Regions from separate parts of the Homo sapiens genome. Here region 2 is linked to region 1. A link is a contact called in ENCODE Hi-C or POLR2A ChIA-PET data. All regions are on one chromosome and are shown on one strand. The core of a region is the stretch at or near the end of the contact, and the rest is flanking DNA. Distances in the headings are between cores, read along the strand shown.

What was found. Hi-C counts contacts between places; a loop is a spot of excess contacts on that map. ChIA-PET counts read pairs that join two places held with the same protein, here RNA polymerase II (POLR2A). Pooled maps may share reads with other maps.
Region 2: a loop to region 1 is called in a map of PC-9, with 4 times the contacts of the local background. The contact joins two enhancer-like sites. A Hi-C loop is called at or near these places in 1 of 168 maps with a recorded cell type or tissue (PC-9) and 1 of 50 pooled maps. POLR2A ChIA-PET finds 5 or more read pairs at or near these places in 3 of 52 experiments (GM12878, WTC11 and naive thymus-derived CD4-positive, alpha-beta T cell).

Annotation. Positions count from the first base shown.
Region 1 is chr7:74,476,236-74,480,284 of GRCh38, forward strand. The region is part of intron 1 of GTF2IRD1 (GTF2I repeat domain containing 1); the gene reads left to right. Among named protein-coding and RNA genes, the nearest start is that of GTF2IRD1, 24 kb to the left of the region's middle. RefSeq lists enhancers at 1,679-2,260, 2,261-2,843. Within about 2 kb of position 2,021, at least 34 of the 41 ENCODE cell types and tissues checked have a DNase peak (open chromatin) inside an H3K27ac peak, as active enhancers do; they include PC-9, where a contact is called at or near this core.
Region 2 is chr7:74,633,653-74,637,701 of GRCh38, forward strand. No RefSeq gene overlaps it. Among named protein-coding and RNA genes, the nearest start is that of GTF2I, 22 kb to the right of the region's middle. Within about 2 kb of position 2,164, at least 19 of the 41 ENCODE cell types and tissues checked have a DNase peak (open chromatin) inside an H3K27ac peak, as active enhancers do; they include PC-9, where a contact is called at or near this core.

The DNA of each region.
Region 1 (4,049 bases), core at 771-3,270:
GAAGGGGCTGATGGCAGCTAGTTGTTATTTTTATTACTAAATCATGGCTCAGCCCAGCCTGGCCTGGCAAGCCCAAGTTCCTGGTGGATGTCTGCCTCTTCCACGCCCGCTTGGAAGCCTTCTGAACCTCCTTTTTTTTTTTCTTTTGAGACGGAGTCTCACTCTGTCGCCCAGGCTGGAGTGCAGCGGTGCGATCTCGGCTCACTGCAACCTCTGCCTCCCGGGTTCAAGCGATTCTCCTGCCTCAGCCTCCCAAGTAGCTGGGATACAGGTGCACGCCACCAGGCTCGGCTAATTTTTTTATTTTTAGTAGAGATGGGGTTTCACTGTGTTGGCCAGGCTGATCTCAAACTCCTGACCTTAAGTGATCCGCCTGCCTCTGAACCTCCCAGATTTCATCGGTTCCCCACCGTACTCTCCTGCCTCTAGCCTTTGCCCAAGCTGACCTTGGCCCCAGTCTTCCCCACTGAACAGCCACCCAGCCTTTGGGGCCAGTGCTCCTGGGCCGATGCCAGCCATCCATCCTGGATGTGCCCACGCCTGGTCACTCCCCACATGAGGAGCTGATGATCTTTGGTCACCGTTTATAAACTTTAGCTTCTCTTTCCTCACCCAGGAGCTCCAGGGCAAGGAGTGGGCCTGATTCACCCCCGTTCAGGGACTGGGTCCTAACAGGTGTGGTGAAAATGAGCACTTAGTCAGCGTCCCACAGCATCTAAAAGACGGGAACAAGGGCTGAGGATGTGGGTAGGCCCAAGACTGGAAATAGGGAAGCCTCTGGAATGGGGACTAGAAGATGAAAGGGCTCTGGAAGATGGGGCATCCAAGTGTTTAAAGCAAGAACGGGGCTGGGCGTGGTGGATCGCGCCTGTAATCCCAGCACTTTGGGAGGCTGAGGAGGGAGGATCACTTGAGGCCAGGAGTTTGAGACCAGCCTGGCCAACATGGTGAAACCCCATCTCTACTAAAAATACAAAAATTAGCCACACATGCCAGTGCGCACCTGTAATCCCCGCTACTCAAGAGGCTGAGTCAGGAGAATCACTTGAACCTGAGAGACAGAGGTTGCAGTGAGCTAAGATCGCACCAGTGCACTCCAGCCTGGGCGACAGTTTTTTTTTTGTGTCCAAAAAAAAAAGAGGTGCGGGGAGGGCCAGAGGGCATTTGGGGTGGGACGGGGCAGGGCAGGGCTGGGTGACTGGAATGGGGTGACTATAATGAATGCTTTGGAGTAGGTCAGGGCAGGTGGGGAGGCCAGATGCCAGGGGAGGGAGGGGGCATGGGGATCCTTCCATCTGGGGCCAAGGATGGCAAGGCCCTCAGACAACTTCTAGCCCAGGTTCTCCATTGACAGATGGAGAAACTGAGGCCCAGGGAGGGGCAGTGCTAGTGCTGAGGTTTTACATAGCAGGTGGGCTGTTCCCCAGCCCACTGCAGGGCATAGCCTGCCCTGGGACACCTGTCCTCACCCGTTGGCTCAGTGGTTGCAGGGGCATGGGTGGGTAGAGGTCGGGGAGTGAGCCGGCTCAGGCGGGCAGGGCTGGGGGCCCCGTGAGCCAGCGCCCCAGGATTAGATCACCCACGAGTAATGGGCTTTTTTCCGTCCAGCCTTTTCCCGACAAGAAAAGGCCTGATGTTCCTCATCCGTGTTGTTCTGAGAAGGCATGTTTATGTCTGGCAAGCGAAGGGTTCTTGGGAGACAGGATCCCAGGGCCCCCCTGCACTGCCTGGCCCCAGGGGTTGGCACCGCCCCAGAGCTGGTTTCCTCCCACTGTCTCCTGACACCCAGCCCCCACGCTTTTCAGATGCCTGCCTGAGAACAAATAAATACTTCTGCACCATGCACATGAGCTCAGATAAGCCTCCGGGGCTCAGCCAGAACTGGGGGCACCAAATGCCCGGGTTCCCTGACCCCTAGCTGGGTGCCAAGCCTGCATTTCCCACCCAGCACTCCCCAACCGCCCCTTGCGTGGAGGGACAGAGATATACTGTGAGCAACACGGGACCTGATGTCAGGGGTGGACAGCAGCTCGGCGGGTGATGTCAGCTTGAGCAATCGTCCCCGTCATCACTGCTGTTAAGTGAGCGGGCACTTGGTGTCCCCAGGCCCAGCGCCAGGCCCTGTTCACACATTCTCACGTGGGGCTCTCACAGAGCTGAGAGCAGTAGAATTACCATCACCCTTTTGCTCAGTGGGGAGAGGAAAGTTTGAGCATTGTGTGTGTGTGTGTGTGTTTAGAGACAGGGTCTTGCTCTGTCACCCAGGCTGGAGTGCAGTGGTGCGATCATAGCTCACTGTAGCCTAGAACTCTTGGGCTCAAGCGATCCTCCCACCTCATCCTCCTGAGTAGCTGGGATTACAGGCACATGCCACCACGCCCAACTAATTTTTATGCTTTTAGTAGAGATGGGGTTTCACCATGTTGGCCAGGCTGGTCTCAAACTCCTGGCCTCAACTGAACCACCCACCTCAGCCTCCCAAAGTGCTGGGATTATAGGCATGAGCCACCAGCCCCACCTTTTTTTTTGAGATAGGGTCTTGCTGTATTGTCCAGGCTGGAGTGCAGTAGCGTGATCATGGCTCACTGCAACCTCTGCCTCCTGGGCCCAAGCAACCCTCCCACCCCAGCCTCTGGAGTAGCTGGGACTACAGGCACATGCTATCACACTAGGCTAATTAAAAAAAAAAAAATTATAGAGATGGGGTCTCACTATGTTGCCCAGGCTGGTCTCAAACTCCTGGGATCAGAAACCTGGTGGTCATTCCAGGTGCCTCCCTTGGGACCCCCCGTCGCCAGCTCCTGGTCCCAAAGCTCTGCCCCGTCCTCCATCCCCTGCTGCTGTCTGCTTCATGCCTGGCTGTCTCTGGCCTGGGCTGTCGCAGAGACTTGGCAACTCCTGGCTCCCCAACTCCAAGCATGACCCGACAGTTCCTCCGCCGTAGCTTCCTGGGATCCCCCTCACTGCCCACGTCTCACCCCTGCCCCACACCCTGCAGCGAGGCTGACCTTCCGAGATCCTTGGCCTCACCCCAATGGCCACGCTGGTCTCTGCCCACCACTTCCTGCCCTGCCCTGCACACTCCAGCCATGCAGAGCTGGATTTGTTCCCCACCCACCCACCCACTCCCACAGCCTCTGGCCCCGCTCAGGCCCGACCAGGACACGTGGGCGGCCCAGGCTGGCGGTTGGGTTTCCTGGGCAGCCAGTAATTTGGCACTCCTTCAAACAGGTCTTTATTTATTCAGCATTTATTTCTAGGGGAGGTGGGTGCTGCGGTGGGGCAGGGAAGGCGCCTCCCTTGTAGAAGAGCAGGGCCTGGGCACAGTGCCTGTCTCCCCTCCTCACCTGCAAACGCCAACTCCCCTGGGAGGGTCCCGGCAGCTCAGGTGTCACCTCCTCCAGGAAGCCCCACCCTGACTGCCTCACCCGCCGTCCTGGGCTTCTTCCATGCCACTTATTTTTATCTTTCACTGAAGCATAATTTACTTCCAGTAAAGTACATGAGTACATGAATCTTTTTTTTTTTTTTTTTTTTTTGGAGACAGAGTCCTGCTCTGTCATCTAGGCTGGAGTGGCGTGGTCTTGGCTCATTGCAACGTCCCCATCCTGGGTTCAAACAATTCTCCTGTCTCAGCCTCCTGAGTGGCTTATAGGCGCGTCCACCATGCCCAGCTAATTTTTGTATTTTTAGTAGAGACGGGGTTTTGCCATGTTGGCCAGGCTGGTCTCAAACTCCTGACCTCAAGTGATCTGCCCGCCTCGGCCTCCCTAAGTGCTGGGATTACAGTCGTGAGCCATCGCACCCAGCCCAAGTACATAAATCTTAAGCATCCCGTGTGATGAATTTTCCCCCGACTTGTATACTCATGTAACCATCACTCAGCTCAAATCCTTGCACTGTGTTTTAATCTTTTTTTTTTTTCCCAGTAGTCTATTTTTTTGGTCATTTTCCCTGCCAGCCTGGGAATCCTTCAAGGGCAGGAGCACCTGCTGTTGGGCCCTGTGCGGTGTGGGACACAGTGTGAGAGAGTATTGGTGCCTGTGAGC
Region 2 (4,049 bases), core at 914-3,413, 160 kb after region 1:
GTCCCATTCTGCAGGTCTGGATTTGAGGATTTGCTCCTGGGCTTCACTGGTTATCTGCACATCGGTGCCAACTGGCAAAGGTCAAGGTAGGCTGGATCCAGGCTGGAACCAGCAGGTGCCCTGAGGACTGCGACAGGAAGCCAATTAGGAACAACTTCTTATTGTCTCCTTGCTGAAAACCACAGAGTTCTTATCTTCTGAAAACTTTGCTCTGGGCTGGAAGGCGTGGCTGGTTGCCCTGCTGGTATCAGGGCCACAGTGGGAACCAGTACTGGCCATTGGACTAAGTGTCCTTTTTTTAATTAAAAAAAAAAAAGTTGGATTATTTTATATACAGTATTAGTCCCTCTCCTCTCTCCTGCTTAATTTGTATTTAATTTTCTCTTTTTTTTTTTTTTTGAGAAGGAGTCTCTCTCTGTCGCCCAGGCTGGAGTGCAGTGGCATGATCTCGGCTCACTGCAAGCTCCGCCTCCCGGGTTCACGCCATTCTCCTGCCTCAGCCTCCCAAGTAGCTGGGACTACAGGTGCCCGCCACCATGCCCGGCTAATTTTTTTATATTTTTTAGTAGAGACGGGGTTTCACCGTGTTAGCCAGGATGGTCTCGATCTCCCGACCTCATGATCTGCCCGCCTCGGCCTCCCAAAGTGCTGGGATTACAGACGTGAGCCACCACGCCCGGCCTATAAAAAGTTGTATTATTATATTTTTAAAATTTTTTATTTTATTTTAGTGTGTTTGGCAGAGTCACCCAGGCTGGAGTGCACTGGCACGATCTCAGCTCACTGCAGCCTCCATCTCCCAGGATCAAGCGATTCTCCTGCCTTAGCCTCCCGAGTAGCTGGGATTACAGGCACCCGCCACCACACCCAGCTAATTTTTGTATTTTTAGTAGAGATGGGGTTTCACCATGTTGGCCAGGCTGGTCGCAAACTCCTGACCTCAGGTGATCCACCCGCCTCGGCCTCCCAAAGTGCTGGGATTACAGGCATGAGCTACCATGCCCAGCCCTCCTGGCTAATTTTTATATCTTTAGTAGAGACAGGGTTTCACCATGTTGTCCAGGCTGGTCTTGAACTCCTGACTCTCAAATACAAAAAATTGGCTGGGCGCGGTGGCTCACACCTGTAATCCCAGCACTTCGGGAGGCCGAGGCGGGTAGATCATGAGGTCAGGAGATCGAGACCATCCTGGCTAACATGGTGAAACCCCGTCTCTACTAAAAATACAAAAAATTAGCCGGGTGTGGTGATGGGCACCTGTAGTCCCAGCTACTCGGGAGGCTGAGGCAGGAGAATGGCATGAACCTGGGAGGCGGAGCTTGCAGTGAGCCGAGATCGTGCCACTGCACTCCAGCCTGGGCAACAGAGTGAGACTCCATCTCAAAAAAAAAAAAAAAAATAGTCCCAGCTACTCAGTAGGCTGAGGTGGGAGGATCACTTGAGCTAGGGATGTCAGGGTTGCAGTGAGCTGACATCTTGCCACTACGCTCCAGCCTGGGCTGCAGAGCAATACCCTGTCTAAAAAAGAAAAAAAAGAAGAAAGTAAGCAGGCAAGCAGGTCAGTGATTGCCAGGGCCTGGGGTGGTGGGTGGTGAAGAAAATTAACTAATGAAGAGGGGCACAGGAAACTTTCTAGAGCAATGGAAGTGTTGCATATATTTTTTTTTGACGGAGTCTTGCTCTGTCGCCCAGGCTGGAGTGCAGTGTTGTGATCTCGGCTTACTGCGACCTCCACCTCCTGGGTTCAAGCCATTCTCCTGCCTCAGCCTCCGGAGTAGCTGGGATTTCAGGCACGGCATGCGCCAGCACGCCCGGCTAATTTTTGTATTTTTAGTAGAGACAGGGTTTCACCATGTTGGCCAGGCTGGGCTCAAACTCCTGACCTCAGATGATCTGCCTGCCTCGGCCTCCCAAAGTGCTGGGATTACAGGCATGAGCCACCGCACCCAGCCCTGTATCTTGATTATGGTGGGGGTGACACGGGTGAGTGAAAATATTTGCTAAGGCTCCTTTAAGTAAACACATAAAAACGAATGCATTTTATTCTGTGTAAATAAAATACTTGAATAAAGTTGTTAAAAAAAAAAAAAAGCAGCAGCAGCTTAGTCCAGCTTCCCTGAGTGGGTGGTGTAATTTCGCCTGGAAGCGGAGGCTGGAATGACAGGCATCTTGGCCAACGTGTTCAGCACAAACCAGTCAACTGGCACAGAGGGCCCATTGTGATCAGACCACAGACTCTTCAGACAGAGCTGCATCTTCCCCTGCGCCCCGGCCAGCGCTGGCTGTGTGCCATTCCCTCTGCACCCTGTGCACCTTGACACAGTAGATCTCTGCACAAGCCCTTCTCTTTGCCTCCTTACCCCCTACCCTCCACCTTCTTCACCAGGAAAGTTCTATGCATTGTTCAAATGCCCCCACTCCCCACCTCCTCTGGGCTCTTTTTTTTTTGAGACAGAATCTCACTCTGTAGCCCAGGCTGGAGTGCAGTGGCACAATCTCGGCTCACTGCAACCTCCGCCTCCCGGGTTCAAGTGATTCTCTTGCCTCAGCCTCCTGAGTAGCTGGGACTATAGGCATGTGCCAACACACCCGGCTAATTGTTGTAGTTTTAGTAGAGACGGGGTTTCACCATGTTGGCCAGGCTGGTCTCAAACTCCTGACGTCAAGGGATCCGCCTACCTTGGTCTCCCAAAGTGTTGGCATTACAGCGATGAGTCACCATGCCCGGCCTTTGGGATCTTATGACAGGTGCCCTAGTCAGACTATATTATGACCTGTTTACAACTCTGTCCCCCAACAAGTCTGTAAACTATTTCTTTTTCTTTTTTTTTTTGAGACAGAGTCTCACTCTGTCTCCGAGGCTGGAGTGCAGTGGCGTGATCTCGGCTCAGTGCAACCTCTGTCTCCCAGGTTCAAGCGATTCTCCTGTCTCAGCCTCCCAAGTAGCTGAGACTACAGGTGCCCACTACCACGCCCAGCTAATTTTTGTGTTTTTAGTAGAGACGTAGTTTCACCATGTTGGCCAGGCTGGTCTCAAACTCCTGATCTTAGGTGATCTGCCCACTTCAGCTTCTCAAAGTGCTGGTATTCCAGGCAGGAGCCACCATGCCCGGCCTCTGGGCTCTTATTACAGATGCCATAGTCAGATTGTATTATAACCTGTTCACAACGCTGTCCTCCCACAAGTCCGTAAACTTCTTGAGGTCACAGATGGTACCATTTTTATCTCTGCATCCCCAAAGCACCTAACACATTCCCTAAAACACAGCAATAAAACATTCCTTGCATCCTTGTCAAGCAATGGTGTCAGCCCTTTACACGCTTTGTTTATTTATTTATTTATTTATTTATTTATTGACGGAATTTATTTAGAGACAGCCTGTTGCCCAGGCTGGAGTGTGATGGTGTGATCATAGCTCACAGCAGCCTCGAGCTCCTGCACTCAAGCAATCCTCTCACTTCAGCCTCCTGAGTAGCTGGGGCCACGGGTGTGTGTCTCCAAACCCAGCTAACTTAAAAATTTATTTTTTGCAGACAGAGGGTCTCCCTATGTGGCCCAGGCTGATCTCAAACTCCTGGGCTCAAGCAGTCCTCCCACCTCAGCCTCCCAAAATGTGGGGATTACAGGCATGAGCTACCGGGACCAGCTAATTTTTAAAATTTTTCTTTTTCTTTTTTTTTTTGAGACGGAGTCTCGCTCTGTCGCCCAGGCTGGAGTGCAGTGGCGGGATCTCGGCTCACTGCAAGCTCCGCCTCCCGGGTTCACGCCATTCTCCTGCCTCAGCCTCCCAAGTAGCTGGGACTACAGGCGCCCGCCACTACACCTGGCTAATTTTTTGTATTTTTAGTAGAGACGGGGTTTCACCGTTTTTTAGCCGGGATGGTCTCAATCTCCTGACCTCGTGATCCGCCCGCCTCGGCCTCCCAAAGTGCTGAGATTACAGGCGTGAGCCACCGCGCCCGGCCAAATTTTTCTTTTTTGTAGAGATGGGGTCTCCCTATGTCGCCTGGGCTGGTGTCAAATTCCTGACCTCGAGTGATCCTCCTGC